Linked DNA regions of Homo sapiens: region 1 is linked to region 2. A link is a loop called in an ENCODE intact Hi-C map of the cell type or tissue named here. Cell type or tissue: heart right ventricle. All regions are shown on one strand. Each heading gives the region's core, and the rest is flanking DNA. Links, peaks and the distances in the headings are about the cores only. Region 1 has its middle 15 kb from the start of MTIF3. Region 2 has its middle 8.9 kb from the start of GTF3A.

Region 1 (8,334 bases), core at 186-8,185, 50 kb after region 2:
AGACACCATAAAATGGATTTACTTTAGTAATTATAACTGCAACTTCAAATTATTACTAGGAGAGCATGTAACTGAATAATGTGGGCTAATGAAAAAAATGTGTGCCTCACGATGATGCATCACTTAAAGGTTATAATCTATAATCACTGGCAATTCATCACGCCTCCTTTCACACTCAACCATCATGTCATGACACACTGGTGTGTGTGTGTCATTTGTGTTAATAATAGTTTCAGTCATAGAAGTTGCCACTGATTTTACCTGATTTTGCAAATTAGAATGGATTTAAAGTTATTCTGTCTGTAGTTGGCCTCTCGTTTACTTCTTTTTTTCTTTTTTTATATTTTTAGAGACAGGGTTTTGCTCTGTTGCCCAGGCTGGAGTGCAGTGGTGCAATCATAGCTCACTGCAGCTTTGACCTCCTGGGCTCAAGCAATCTTCCTGCCTCAGCCTCCCGATAGCTGGAACTACAGGTGCATGCCACTAAGTCCTGCTAATTTTTTATTTTTAATTTTTTTTTTGTAGAGAAGAGGTCTCACTATGTTGCCCAGGCTGGTCTCAAACTCCTGGGCTGAAGCCATCCTTCCACCTCACCCTCCCAAAGCACTGGGATTATAGAAGTGCACCACGGTGCCTGGCCCACTTGCTGCTTTAATGGGTGAGAGAAGTGCTGAGTGACAGTTCGCATCACAGGAGCTGCATCTTACCCCAAACCTGGTTAGGCGAGACCTTCGATTGCTTCCTGGACACCTGGAGCGTGGCAGGAGGGCCCACACATGAGCTTTGCCATGTGCGTGTGCATGCGTGTGCGTGTGTGTGTGTCTGCTCCTACAGGGTGAGAACCACTTTCCCAGGCAAAGGCAGTAAGTGTGGACAGAAGGACAAAACTGGGGCTGAGAAACATTAGCACTGTTATGTAACAAACTCAAAGACAAAACACAGGGCAGTAGAGAATTCTAAGCATGTGGAGAGGTCTGCGGAGCCACATGGCAGCCTGCTGGATTCGGAGTCAGGCTTTGGCTGGCTCATCTGCTGTGTGTTTTCCCCAGCGAGTCCATATCCCACAGGATTGAGGGTGCTCAGATTTTATACTTTGGCCTTAGCAATTAGAAAAACAGTCAATTCTCACGACATTTATTTTCAAAAGATGTCATAACTTTATTTTGCTTACTGCTGATATAATATTACAGAAAATGAAAATGAAAACATAGCTAATATTGCATTAGATTGTATATCCGTTTTGGTGAGAGAGATTTTATAAATTCAGTCAGTGTGCAAATGGAATTTGTTTTATTTGTTAACACACACAATAAAGCTTACTATTTCACAAGAATACAGATTTCTGTTTTTTACTGACAATTGTCTAAAATATTCTCATGAGAGGGGCTGGACTAGAGCTAGCACTTTCTTTTTTTTTTTTTTTTTTTTTTTTTTTTTGAGACGGAGTCTGCTCTGTCGCCCAGGCTGGAAGTGCAGTGGTGCTATCTCGGCTCATTGCAAGCTCCGCCTCCCAGGTTCACGCCATTCTCCTGCCTCAGCCTCCCGAGTAGCTGGGACTACAGGCGCCCGCCACCACGCCCAGCTAATTTTTTGTATTTTTAGTAGAGACGGGGCTTCACCATCTTAGCCAGGATGGTCTGGATCTTCTGACCACGTGATCCGCCCGCCTCGGCCTCCCAAAGTGTTGGGATTACAGGCATGAGCCACTGCGCCCGGCCGAGCTAGCACTTTCTATACAAATTACTCCTAAGTAAAGTGTCGGAGTGTCTGAGGTGCTCTGTAGAAGCTGGGTCTGGAAGTTTGTCCTAGAATCCTCTAGAATTTCTTTTCTTCCATTCGACTCTTCAGTGAATGTCCTGTCTCTCTAGTTTAGGGTGTGGGGGTGCATGTGCTGCTACTGAATAATTCTTACTTGCCTGTAAGATACTGTACTAAATGGGAATTAGGCTTCTGAGGAAAGAAGCAAAATGATTTGGTGACTTTTGTCCCTAATTCCGTGACAAATGACCCATGGCTTTCCTGAGGAGGCAGCACACACAGCCGTAGGAAAGCTACAAATGAGAAATCTGTGCAGGAGAGGAGCTGCCAACAGAAAGGACTCGTCAGCTGGAACCAACAGTTAGCAAAAGGCCCTGGGACAGGGGACAGCAGGGTTCCATCAACCCGGGGAAGCAGCCCTCTGAGCCCAGCAGCCTGTGGTTGGAGCCACAGGCGGCCCAGAACCACGTGGTGCTCTGGGTGGTAGCATTGTATACTCTGTGCTACATTTGCTGGCCAGCTAATTTTCAGCTTCAGCATCTTCTTGGAAATGATACCGTCACAGCCTCACACCTCCTGTGACCCAGCAACGTGTACACATTGGAGGGAAGTGAGCTGCAGCAGATTAGGGTGCTCAGCCAGCAGGAACTGCCTGGCCTTTCCCCACCTGCAGGGCTCCCCCATGTCCACTCCCCCTTTGGCCTTGTCCTGCCTCTAAGACAAGGGCTAGGTCAGGCCATTCCTGACATGCCTTTTCAGGGGCACTATCTCTCTGGTCTTTCTGATGGAGGAATTCTGTCTTGTTTGTGGGAAAGAGAATTCTGGATCAGAAAATGGCCTCAACACCCAGGAGTCCCGCTCTAAATTAAGGCCTCCTACAGATCCCACTTAGCCCCAGCCTAAAAGCAGAATGGCTTCAGGACATATATTAATAAATAACATGGGCCGGGTGTGGTGGCTGACGCCTGTAATCCCAGCACTTTGGGAGGCTGAAGCAGGCGAATCACAAGGTCGGGAGATCGAGACCATCCTGGCTAACACGGTGAAACCCCGTCTCTACTAAAAAAAATACAAATAATTAGCCGGGCATGGTGGCGGGCGCCTGTAGTCCCAGCTACTTAGGAGGCTGAGGCAGGAGAATGGCGTGAACCGGGAGGCGGAGCGTGCAGTAAGCCGAGATCGCGCCACTGCACTCCAGCCTGGGCGACAGAGCGAGACTCCGTCTCAAAACTAAAAATAAATAAATAAATAAATAAATAAATAAATAAATAAATAACATTACACATCCCTGCACACACAATGCATACAGGATTTACCATGTGTGCCAGTCAGTTTTCCAAGCACTTTACATATACTGACTCATTTAGTTCTCATTAAAAGATCTATAATTTAGTAATATTGTTTTTATTATGTATCCTTTCATTGGTAAGGAAACTGAGGCCAGAAAGATTAAGTAACTTGTCCAAGGTCACCCAACTAATAGGTGGCAGAGCTGGGATCAGGATTTAGGGAATCTGTCTCCAGAGTCTATGCTCTTAGCTACTGCTCTATAAACGGTAGCTAAAATAATAGTGTCCTAGTTATCTGTGTAATAATAATAATATATTCTTATTCAACTGAATATATACCTAGGTATTTCTTAGTGAGTATAATCCCAGAACTTCCTTGACATCTCAAAAATACTGTTAGAAAGGTGATCATGGAAATCACCTACCATGAAGGAATATTTATACCAGTATTTCTTTCATTCTCAAAATTGTGTCTAGTGTGGAGGAAAGAACTCCATAGTGGGAGTCAGAGGACCTGGATTTATTTCCCAACTCCATATTTTTACCTGCCGTGGGTCCTTGAGCAAGTAATTTTGAGGGTCTGGTCCCTTGCTTTTTCATCCGTAAAATAAGATAATAATGTCACAGAATTGCAACCGTCAAAAAGATAAACTCTTTTGAAAACTATAAAGGAATACACAAATGTAAGAGAGTATTAATCTCTTGATCTCAGGTCTCTCTAAAATACTTAATCTGAGGATTTTTGACTTCTATGTGAAAACTGAAGAGTCCAGGCCGCAAAGGGTTTCCACCCAGCCTTCCCGAAGAGATATATAATAATGAATCTCACAACGCCTATCACTGTAGTTTGTTGTATAAAATTATATTTAAGCAGACTATGTAATAAATGGTATAAAATTCTCAATCTATAGAGCAGATTCAATCATGTTCAACCAAAGCTTTCATTATTAGGATAATGCCCAGCCCACAGCACTTTGGGAGGCTGAGATAGGAGGATTGTTTGAGCACAGGCGGTCGAGGCTGCAGTGGGCTATGATGGTGCCATTGCACTTCAGCCTGGGTGACAGAGCAAGACCCTGTCTCAAAAAAATAAAAAGGGAAAAGAGCTCTGTGACTTTCATTGTTAGGATAATGAAAGCTTTGGTTGAACATGATTGAGTTAGGGTGACTGCTAAAGGTCTCTGCTGAGTATTGGTGATAATCCACAACTGAAACTGATGGTCCGACTCTGATCACTGCTGTCCAGAGTCTGAGGCACATGAGGAGGAAAATGAGGTAAACAACATTCCTCTTAGAATGTTGCTTCAAGAAAGCTCAAGTTTTGGCAGTATGCCCTAGATGACACCTGCTTGCACTGCCAAGTGGCTGCCATTTCTTCTGCTCTTCCCTAGGAAAACAGACAAGCTCAAACAACAGGATGTGCGTATGGTATTCTTAGAGGGGTGGACGCTGAGCAGCTCTCCCGGGCCTGAGGGTCCTCCCGGCCTGCCTCCAGTTGGCATGTTTCTTGAACAGGAGCTCCCTGACAACCTGGGAAAGAGCTTGGGCTTTGCTATCTGGGAAAACTGGGCTTGGGACATTCATTAGCTGTTACTTGGGCAGGTTATCAAATGTTTCTCACTTGTCTATAAAATGAAGATAGTGATTTTAACATATAGCTGGGATGTCTCCTAAATGTTAGATACCACATTAGTATTATTATTATTGCTTTATGATAAAATATTACATGAAGTGCTGTCGGGGGCAGGTTCAGGGTTTCTATAAACTGGTGATGTTGGAACTGCTACAAAAGAACCATGCACCTTGAGTCTGACCTGTAAGAAAGCCTTCAGCAGGACCACAGTGGAGGCCAGGATGGATGAGGCTGAGAGGAAGGTGAAGTTTACGTTTGATGGCCCCTGAAATTGCCTCCCTACAAAGGGCTGTCTTTCCTCTCCCACGTTTTAATGTTGTCTTCCCACCCATAACTCGCCCTTATCTTCTCTTCTGTCTGCATTCTACACCCAGGAAAAATTTCAGGTCCGCACCCGGGGAGATGGTTTTTGACAGGTTGATCATTTGGAACTCTTCCAGTTACATTCTGAAGACATTGCCAACTTCCTAAATGTAGGCCTGATGCCATCCATGGTCCTCTGCTGAGGGTCACATTCCTTCCAGAAGGTCTCAGCTGACAGCCACGGTGTGGCAGTGCTGCCAGAGATCTTATCTGGTGATGTCTGAGCTTTCTGGCACTGTTCTTTTGTGTGGAGGTGGGAAGTGGGGAGGAAGCTGATGAGAAGGAGGGTGGAGACAGGCCGGGTGGTTAGAATTGTGCTCCCAGAGCACAGAGGCTCATTTGAAATATTGATTCCTCTGTGGAGGTCACAGCCCAGCCTTTGCTGTGCTTTCAGAGGGGCTATTTATATATTTTAGTCTTTGTTTCGGAGTTGCCTCTTATATTGGTGACACTCCAGCTTTGCTGAAGTCGTGTTTAAAAAAGAAAGTAGTAATTATTGATTGCACACTCAAATGTGGGGACCAGAATGAACGCAGACAAAGACTTGCAGAGAAGCATTCTACTCCCACTGCTTCAAGGGGAATCTGGAATCCTAAAGCAAGGTTCTTAAAATAAATAAAGGCTTCCATGCCCCTGAAATGCAATAAGGCTATCTTGGGTTTTCAGGTCCATCTTCTGACTTTTGCACTGTGATGTTTTCATCTCTCCTCCTTCACGTGGAACGAAGCCAGGGTGGGGGTGAGGTGGGAGGGGAGCAGAGGTAAACTGAAAGGTTTGATCTTAAAGGTAATCTTTCCTTCTCGCACTCCTGAATTCTCTGCCTCCCTCCCATTCCTACCTTGGCAGTTTATTTACCAGAAGGCTGGAAGCAGTGTCAGAGCCTGGAGATGTCATGCCAGAGACTCAGGACATGCCCAAGTGCTTTCATCCTGCAGCTGAATAAGCAGCCCCAGGTGAGCCCAGCCTAAGAATCAGCAGAAGAATCAACCTTCCGAGCTGAGCACTGATCAATCCTTGTAAACATAAGAATTAATGGAATGGTGGTCGCTTTTTAAAAATTATTTTAAAAATAGAGATGAGGTCTCACTATGTTACAAAGGCTAGCCTCAAGCCATCCTCCTGCCTTGGCCTCCCAAAGTACTGGGATGACAGGTGCGAGCCACCTTGGCCAGCCAGTGGTTGCTTTAAGCTATAAAGTTAGATTGTTATGTAATAATAGATAACCAAAACATAACCCACTAGACTACTGTTAAGAAGATGAAACTATTACTCTTTTGGAAAGCAAAAAGGTAGTACTTACCAAAATCTAAAAAGATATTTATATCCTTGGAAGCAGAAATTGTACTACTCTAACATTATCCTAAAAATTATTCAACAAGCAAAAAACCATAGTATGAAAAGTGTTCAGTGTAGTACTATTTTAAAAAAAATTTACAAATAATCTAATGGAGTGAAAATTAATTACAGGTTTACTAAATTATGATACATCAACACATGGGAATGTTGATGTACTTTTTAAAATAAATCCCTCCTGCGCAACTAAATTGAAACCAGTGATTTAAAAAAACATATTTTAAATATTTATTTTTACTTCGAGAATACACAGTTACATTTACTTTCCTGTCTTTCAATTTAGAGCCCAAGCTTTTCTTCCAGTGTAAGTCTGCTGCCTTGACTTCCACATTATCTTGTGCATAATCACATCTGTACACTACCATGGTGTAAGAAATTGAAGACATTTGGGGATCTATATGAATGCAGAATCACCTAGATTGCCCTCCCCCCAGGCTTTTATAGTTATCTCACTATATCCATTTCAGTAGCCTTTATTTTTAGTGACTCATTTTTATTGAAATTTGCAACTTAGTCTTTATAATTTTGTTTTGCACTCACATTTTAATGGTTTATGTAATATTTAATTAAATTTTGCAATTATAAAATCAAATATGATAGCAAGAACAGGTATGGGGACAAACACAACAGACTTTTGGTTAGAAGACAGTCCAATAGGTGAAAGCACAAGTTGGGGAGGGTGTGCACCAGAGCACAGCCTCCGGTCCTCCAGTGTCCCTGACTGGGGGCTGTCAGAGAGAATGCTCAGCAGAGGCCATGGAGATTGGCAGGTACCATGAGTGGCTGGTTCAGCGGAAGGCAGTAAAGAGGCCTTCTCCTCTAAACGTGAATACTGTGTAATATAGAAGCATTATGTTATAATGTTAAGCAAAGAAATACAAAATGTAAGAATGTGATGGCAAAAAGTAGTAAAAAAAAAATGTAACTTACTGAAATGCCTGGGGTTTGGTTTAGGGCCTGCTGCTGGCTGCACAGAAAGCCAATGACTGAGACGATGATTACTGCCAAAGAAGAAGGCTTTAATTGGGTGCTGTAGGCGAGGAGGAGAAGGGAGATCAGTCTCAAATTCATCTCCCTGACATACTAAAATTAGGAGTTTATATAGCAGGGAAGAAATGTAACAATGTGTTGGAAAACAGGAACTAGGGAGGGGCCTGACTCTCATTGTCTGGATGCAGTGATCTGGTGAGGTTGAGATCTTTGATACTTTTTGAGAGGCCTGGGGGTCCTTTCCTGAGGAAGGAACTCAGATAAAACAAAAGTAAATTTCAAGCTTTAAAGACCCACCCTGTCACCCAGGCTGGAGTGCAGTGGCAGGACCTTGGCTCACTGCAACCTCCACCCCCTGGGCTCACGTTATCTTCCGCCCTCAGCCTCCTGAGTAGCTGGGACCACAGGTGCACATCACCACACCCAGCTAATTTTTTGTGTGTTTTTAGTAGGGACGAGGTCTTGCCATGTTGCCCAGGCTGGTCTCAAACTCTTGAGCGCAAGCAATTCTCCCACCTCGGCCTCCCAAAGTGCTGGGATTATAGGTGTGAGCCACTGCGCCCAGCCAGAAAAGTCCATTTCTATGTTTATCCAAAAGAACTATCTCTGGGACGATTGGGTCGGTTTCATAACCATGTAGACAAAGACTGGGATGGTTTATCTCAGGAACCTAGTTCCAAAAACTGACCAAGAAAGGGCTGTTTCCTATGGCAATGCAAATACATACTCAAACCTGAAGTATACCAGTTGTCTATGATAGATTCATTATATGGTTTAGGGCAGGGCTAAGAAAGAACTGTGTACACCAATCCTATTAGAAACTTATGAAAATAACTTATAAAGGTTGTGGAAAGTACTTACTTAGTGAATCTTAATTTTGTGAAACATGAGTGATGTGGGATTTATTTATACAATTATGTCTGTAATCCCAGGGATGAGTTTTATCCA
Region 2 (8,334 bases), core at 19-8,018:
CCCAGTTTCCTTATCTGTAACACGGGGATGATCACAGAACTTATTGTCTAGGGCTTGGGGCAGTATTGAGTGAATTAACACATGTAAAATGCCTAGAACAATGCCTGGAATGTAGTAAGTTCTATCTAAGAGTAACCTAGTATTGTTTTGTTTTGTTTTTCGTCTTTTTGAGACAGAGTCTCGTTCTGTTGGCCAGACTGGAGTCCAATGGCACCATCTCCGCTCACTGCAACCTCCACCTCCTGGGTTCAGGTGATTCTCCTGCTTCAGCCTCTCGAGTAGCTGGGATTACAAGCATGTGCCACCACACCCGGCTAATTTTTGTATTTTTAGTAGAGACGGGGTTTCACCACGTTGGCCAGGATGGTATTGATCTCCTGACCTCATGATCTGCCCGCCACAGCCTCCCAAAGTGCTGGGATTACACGCGTGAGCCACTGAGCCTGGCCCCTAGTATTGTTTTATAATCATATTAGGAAAATGGAGAGAAAGAGGTGAGCTAAGGGTGGGGGTGAGGATGGAGGGTGGGAACTTAATTGTCTGTCATATTCCATAGAGGAAAATAAATAGAAATGCCTAAAACTGAAAAATCAGGAAGCAGCACTATAGGAATATTATTTAGAGATCTGAAGGAACATAGGGGGAAAAAAAGCTAAAACGAATGTAGAATGAATGGTTGCTTCTGGAGAACAAGAAACTGAAGGGAATCCAGGGGATGATGGCACATTGTTTTTCACAATAAGCTTTACAAAATGATTTGAATCTGAGTTCCCCAGAAGCAGACCCTGAGATGGAGATTGGTGCGCAAGTGATTTACTGAGAAAGTGCTCCCAGGGGAAACTGGTAAGGGCAGGAGAAGCGCATCCCAGACTGCACCAGACCCTGCTCCAGCTCCAGGCAAGGCTGCCAGGCTTTGTCACTCCCTCCAGCACCTCTGGAGGGCCAGGCACTGAGATGGAGAGGGCCAAGGGCACCAAGGGCCACAGGTGGAAAGTCTCCTGCACCCCAGGGCACCCAGAAGGCTGGTGACATACCTCTGAGATGTAAGAGGATCTGAGAGGGTTTGGGTGGTGACCTCGAAATACCTACGAGTCCTAAAATATAGTTCAATATGCTGCAATTTGCATCTCCCAGCCAGACTTTTCCAGATTTGTACATCACATGGGATTGGCAATAAACCCAACTTGTTCAACCACAGGGGGTCCCAGAGATCTGTGCTGGTGGGTGCTGATGTGCAGCTTCCCAGGAAGATATACTTTGCTTTTCCAGGTACCCAACACTTTGTGTGCCTTCAAGCTTGAAGGAGAGGAATGATTGTGGGGTAGGGTTCTTTCTTGAACCCCCAAATTCATTCCATGGAGACAGCCACTCACTACTTCTAGGTGGGCATTAATGTTATGAGTGGGCTACACTCTGGAGATTAATTCTTGTTGTTTATTGCCACTGCTATATAATTTATTCAAGTAAAAACAGTAGTGTTTCAGTAAAGTCAATTTTAGAATAATTATAATATTCAGAAAGTTTTTTTTTTTGCAAATACAGACAGCAACAAAAATAACTTTGAAAGAGAAAAACTGGCCCTTTAATTTTCTCCAGAGGACTATAACCTAAATTTCTCCCAGATTTACATGCTTTCATTTATTAAGCAAAATAAACTAAACAGAAGCTTAATTAAAAGTTTGTATGTGATATGAACAAAGTTCACATGAAGTCTGTCTTTACCAATCCTGCTATAAATGAGTGACCTCACACTCTAATGTTTTAAATACTTTTTACCACTAATATGGCACTGGCCCCAGTTGTCTCAATGCCTTTAATAGACAGCGAGGAGCTGGAAGGTTCTGTGGCACATGCCCTGAGCATCGCCTTGGGGCTGGCACAGCATGCCACACGGAGATGCCCAAAAAACATCTGAAAGATGGCCGGGCACAGTGGCTCACGCCCATAATCCCACCACTTTAGGAGGCCGAGGTGGGCAAATCACCTGAGGTCAGGAATTTGAGACCAGCCTGGCCAACATGGCAAAACCCCATCTCTACTAAAAATACAAAAAATTAGCTGGGTGTGGTGGTGCGTGCCTGTAATCCCAGCTACTTGGGACGCTGAGGCAGGAGAATCATTTGAACCTGGGAGGCAGAAGTTGCAGTGAGCCAAGATAGTGTCATTGCACTCCAGCCTGAGCCACAGAGCGAGACTCCATCTCAAAAAAACAAAACAAAACAAAACGAAAAAAATGGAAAGAACCAACCTGAAGCCCTTACATGCAGGTTTACTCCATTGTCACCGCTACCATAAGCAAATGTCTTTCTGTGGCAGTCGCTGAGGGAGGCGAAGTCACGGGTAAGACAACCACCTGCTTACGCACAGGATTCCTTGTCACAAACGATCCCATGGGAGGACAGGCTCCCTTCCAGAGGATCCTGGGTCACCCACCTTTGGGATGCTGAAGGAAGGTACTGAGCTGGAAACAGTCACCAGCTCTAGGACTTAAACTGTGACAATGAAGACCAACTGAAAGATCTAAATTTTTTTTTTTGAGTCTCACTCTGTCGCCCAGGCTGGAGTGCAGTGGCACGATCTCGGCTCACTGCAACCTCTGCCTTCCAGGTTCAAGCAATTCTCCAGCCTCAGCCTCCCAAGTAGCTGGGACTACAGGTGTGTGCCACCATGCCTGGCTAATTTTCTTTCTTTCTTTCTTTCTTTCTTTCTTTCTTTCTTTCTTTCTTTCTTTCTTTCTTTCTTTCTTTCTTTCTTTCTTTCTTTCTTTCTCTCTCTCTCTCTCTCTCTCTCTTTCTTTCTTATTTTTAGGAGAGACGGGGTTTCACCATGCTGATCAGACTGGTCTCAAACTCCTGACCTCGTGATCCACCCGCCTTGGCCTCCCAAAGTGCTGGGATTATACATGTGAGCCACCGCCCCCGGCAAGATCTAAAATTTCACATCATGTTGTTGTCCCCATTCTATCTCAGCTGCCCTAAGTTACTTTTGAAAAATTTTTTTTTTCTGCATGCCATGGCTCATGCCTGTAGTCCCAGCACTATGGGAGGCCAAGGTGGGAGGATCACTTGAACCCAGGAGTTTGAGATCAGCCTGAGGAACACAGTGTGACCCCATCTCCACAAAAAAATTTAAAAGACAACCATGCAGCTGTAGTCCCAGCTACTGAGGAGGATGAGGCAGGAGGATTGCTTGAACCTAGAAGTTCAAGGCTGCAGTGAGCCATGATCACTACTGTACTAGAGTCTGTCTTGAAAGAGGGGAGAAGGGAGAGGAGAAAGGAGAGGAAAGGAAGGGTGAAAGAAAGATCCTTTTCTGCTCACTTCCGGAGCAGGAATTCTGAACCTGAGGTCTGAAGTCCATGAAACTGCATGACATTTGCTTTGCTTCTGTGTGTATATTGTGGGGAGACGGCCCTGGGGTGGTCCTCCAGCTGTAGTGATACAGTGATGCAGTGGAAGGGTGACAAAGGAAGAGCTTTTGGTGTGCTGTATTTTTTTTCTACATTTGCTAAAGGAAATGCCCACATAATTCAATGTCTTTAACCCTATCTCCATTGGGGAAAAGAATGACAAAAGGACTGCAAAGGAGAAAAGCTGAATAGAAACACTTCATCCCATCCCACTCCAGCTGCAAGTAGATGAGGGCATGTTCCCTTTTTCAATTCTTTTCTCCCTCTGGATGGGGAGGGGCAGCACACAGTCAGGAGAAGTAGCAACTGTGCCTACATCTGCTCTAATCCCTATTTTTAGAAGAAGGAACATTTGAGACCAGCTGTTTTCTCTTCTCCATGGGTAAGAGAGTATTTATAGAAGTCCTGTTGAGATTCTGGGGCAAGTTTGTATCATTGCGTAAAGTAGAATAGTGGTTTTCCAGGATACATCCTGCAAGTTCTCAGACATGACCCCAGATGTCCCAAGGAGAATAGAAACCCTTCCTCTTCTATCTCTTCTCCATCCAGCCCTCCACTGCAAGAGAGATGGTTCCTATCTCTGAAGCTGGCCCCAGCGACAAGCAAGAAAGGACTGGACCAGCCTGTACTTTCCTCATCTCTTTTGTCTTACGTTGCTGTTGAGGTCAACATAGAGGCTGGAATCTCCTCAAAATGAACTGTTTTGAGCAAATATGAACAAACCCATTAGTTTGAAAGTTCCAAGAGGGAGAGAACTTGCATCAAGTTTTAAGTCTCCCCCTGCAGGGGCTGGAGGCCACCAGGCACCTGGTAGTCTGCGCTGAGAGCCTGGGCTTCCCCATCCTCTTCAGGAGGAGAGGAGAGATGGATGGATTCTACCCCTAAAGTAAGCCAAGAAGCCATCCAGAAATGGGGTGAGGGCTCCCTAAAGGTGACTGCTCACCTCTGCCAGGGGCATCTCTGGTGGCTCAGAGTAAAAAGCTGTCAGAGGAAATTAGCGAACACAAGGATCTTGCATGTGCTGTGGATGGAACTGTGCACATTCAAGCACCTGATCCTGTGGGTAATCAGAGAGCAATTAGGCCTCACTTAGTAGATGGAGTCTGGCCACCACAGACTGAAATGGATTTGAAGTGGATGGCAGTGATTAAGCCCAGGCCTGTGGCGGTACCCCACAGGGTCAATTACAGCTGCAGGAAAACGTGATGCTCCAACCAAGTGAGAGGAGGGCTAATTAGAGAAGCTGGGCCAGAATCGCAGATGAGCCCATCATCAAGAAGGCAAGATGGTACTGTGTCTAAACACCACCTGTTAGGTGATTCCAGATAAGCAAACATCCAAGGGAAGTGGTGGGGAGCATTCAAAGAGCAGACCCTGAGAGAGGGTGAGAAATCTGCTGATGAGTTCAGCTGGGAGCCAGGACAAAGGCACAGGTGACAGCCTGGGGGACCTGTCCTAACTGGGCGATTAGACAATCAGTGACTCCTTGAGGCTTCCTGAGAGACTGAGATATAGCAGGAAAGTGGCCTAGAAGTGAGAATCTTTCTTGTTGAATCCAGAGGCAAAGTGGAGAGCACTTTTTTAACCCCTTGTCTTCCAGCTCACCTTGCCAACATAATGGTGCTCATCCACTCATTCACTTTCTGTCTGGGCCAATATTTGAGAAACTATTGTCAGAAACCATTTACGGATGGTTGGCACTTTGTCACTGACAAAGGTGTTCAGGCAGATCATAATGATAACAATGCAAAGAGCTAACATTTCCTGAGCAATTCCTCTCTGCTGTGCATTCTGCTATGTGCTTCACATGTATTTTCTTGTTGAATCCTTACAAACTAGGAGGTAGGTACCATTATCATTGATTGATGAGGCAGAGAGAGGTTAACTTGCCAAGAACTCATGGGATGCTTGTAACACCTCAGTGAGTGAGGCAGGCAGGGTCTCCTCCATTCTGCACAAGAGGTTGTACAGGCTGGATAGAGTTGCCTAAGGTCAGACTCAAGTCACAAATGGCAATTAGGGTCCAATCTGAAGGTCTTTCTACCATGCCATGTGGCCTATAAGAGGAGAAACAGAGCATGTGGTCTGCTTCTTTAGTTAAAGGTGTGTTTCTGTGGTGACGTCCTGGTTCCTTGCCTGACCTGCAAGGACAATGGCTCTCACTAACCACCTTGGCTGTGCCTTATCCATCTGGGAGGAGATAATGTTGGAGATAACAGGAAAACTGGCATACAAGGGACAACCCATTGGAGAATTTTCCAGGACAGTCCATATTTGAGACAGTTTGTGCAGTTATCATCATAACTACACTCATTCTTGTCACACTGTGTACAGTAAGTCTTCACTTAATGTTGTCAATAGGTTTTTGAAAACCACGACTTACAGTGAAATGACATACGTTTGGTCCTTGGAGAAGGTCATTTCTATAATGTTGATGGCAAAAAGAAAATGTTTTCTTTCAAAGTCATTTACCTTAGAGTTGCAGTTTCCAAGAACCTACTGACATTATTTTATTTATTTATTTAGAGACGGAATTTCATTCAGTCGCCCAGGCTGCAGTGCAGTGGTGTGATCCCGGCTCACTGCAACCTCTACCTCCCGGGTTCAAGCGATTCTCTTGCCTCTGCCTCCTGAGTAGCTGGGATTACATGCACCCGCCAGCATGCCCAGCTAATTTTTGTATTTTTAGTAGAGAAGGGGTTTCGCCATGTTGGCCAGGCTGGTCTTGAACTCCTGACCTCAAGTGATCTGCCCGCCTCGGCCTCCCAAAGTGCTGGGATTATAGGCTTGAGCCACTGTGCCCGGCCCCTACTGACATTATTAAGTGAGGACTTATTGTATCTGATTTATGGTTAGGAAGACATTTTGTAAAATGGCTGGACTTTGTGTCAGAGCCTCACCCCCTGCCAGAAGCCCCTTTGTTCAAATGCTCTCTCCTCCATGTGAGTGAGTTCAGAACCACCAGGCCTACAGTCATTTTGTGGCATGAAAAGCCTGGACTCTGTGTATTAGTTATGCGGCATAACAAGTTACTCTAAAACGCAGTGGCTTAAACCAAACACATTTATCATCTCACAGTTTCTGTGGGCCCAGAATCAGGGCATGGCTGAAATGAATTCTCTTTCAGGGTCTCTCCCAGGCTGCAATGAAGAAATCAGCCAGGTAAGGGTCTCACCTGAAAGTCTGGCTGCAGCAGAAGCCAATTCTAAGCTTGCATGATCGCTGGCAGAATTCAGTTCCTCCCGGGCTCCCGACTGAGGGCCTCTGTTCCTAGTTGGTTGTTGCTCAGAGGCCACCATCAATTATTTGCCTTGTAGACTTCTCCAACAGGGTAGCTGGTTAAAGCAAAGTGTGGAAGCCAAAGCCAAGAAGGTCAAGGAGGCAAGGAGGAGAGTCTGCTAGCGAGATGGAAGTCTCAACCTTCTGTAATCTAATTGCAACAAAATAGACTACTATTTTTTGATTGCTTACTATGTGCTGGGCTCTGTGTTAAACACCTCGCATGAATTATCTCATATAATTCTCACGACCACCATGTGGCATAAATATTATCTCCATTGTGCAGAAAACCTGAACTCCAGAGGGATTAAATATCTGGCTCAAGGTCAAATAGTAAATGCCAGAGCCAGGATTCAGTCAGGTCTACCAACCTCCAAAGCCCATGCCTTCAGCCACCACCATTACTGAACTGCCATTTAAGCGAAACACTCAAATTTCTTCTACCTGCCTCCTTCTTTGTGGTTCCATGGTCACCCCCTGGAGTCCAGACCTCCTACTCTGGTGATGATAATGATGATACTGTCGGGAGAGCAGTGTGCCTTCCTACTCTACGGCTCTCTCCTAATCCTATTCTATATCCTCATTTGCTTTAGTACCATATTTATCCTGTCAAGCCCCGACTCAAAAAGTTATCACCACCTCCCTCTTTCTTATCATAGGATCATAGAACGTTAGAGCTGGAAGTATCACATTTATCTTGCCAACTTCCAGCTCAAAAAAGTCTCACCATCTCCCTATTTCCTATCAAAGAATCAGAATGTCAGAGCTGGAAGGGATCTTGGCTTTCTATTTGATGCAACTTCGTTCATAAGTTGGATAGTGGCAAGGGAGGAGGCTAACGTGGATTTCCACATGCTATGCCCATGGTAAAATCACACCCACTCAGATGGTATAGAAAGAAGGCCCAGGCTTGGCAGAATAATGGGAGAACTGGGGAGATGTGGAGCCATTTGGGAGAGAATGGCCTCTGAGCACGACTCTTTCCACATGGCTGGGGGGTGGCTGGTTTGCTCTCTTGACACTCCTTTTCTGATGGAATCACAGCTGACTATGGGAACTAGAGGACCAGAGCCTCCCTTGGGTGTAACTGAAGATCGGGACATAAAATCAACAGAGACAGATCATTTAATAAATGCAAGGGTGAGAGAAGGGAAGGAGCCATGGGTTTATTCAGCTGGGTGGATGGTGGCACTGCTCATGGAGACAAGGAAACCCTGAGGTCAGTGGGGAGAGCAGTTTTGAATATGCTGACATTGAGGTCTGTGAGTCATAGATTGGGCCTGGAGGCAGTTAGATGAAACAAGAATGGCAAAAAATTGGCTGTTGAAACTGGTTAATGGGTCCAAAGGGGTTCTTTGTACTACTATGTTTTTGTATATGCTTAAAATTTCTGTGATGATGATGAAAGTGTGAACAGGCAAACAAGAAGAAGAGCATGGACTAATCTTTTCAGTGAACCTGGCCATCAAGGGAAGGAGTGAGATCCAGCAATGACTACGAGAGGCATAAAAGGGAGTTGTCTGATTAAGAGAAGAGAGAGTAATATAGTTTGAATATTTCTCCCCTCCAAATCTCAGGTTGAAATTTGATCCCCAAATTCAAATTCAAAGGGATCAAATTGTTAAAGGTGGGGCCTCACGGGAGGT

Evidence for each region. Peaks named below come from ENCODE experiments on the same cell type or tissue, not always from the same donor. Only the 100,000 strongest peaks of a DNase experiment are listed, where the experiment ranks them.
Region 1: it touches region 2 in a loop (2.5-fold over the local background); 48 of 110 quality-filtered maps call a loop at or near these places.

The regions. Positions count from the first base shown.
Region 1 is chr13:27,461,433-27,469,766 of GRCh38, forward strand. No RefSeq gene overlaps it. Among named protein-coding and RNA genes, the nearest start is that of MTIF3, 15 kb to the left of the region's middle. In heart right ventricle, for the core only: no CTCF peak of the experiment used is centred there; no DNase peak of the experiment used is centred there; H3K27ac peaks cover 2,754 bases.
Region 2 is chr13:27,411,585-27,419,918 of GRCh38, forward strand. No RefSeq gene overlaps it. Among named protein-coding and RNA genes, the nearest start is that of GTF3A, 8.9 kb to the right of the region's middle. In heart right ventricle, for the core only: no CTCF peak of the experiment used is centred there; no DNase peak of the experiment used is centred there; H3K27me3 peaks cover 693 bases.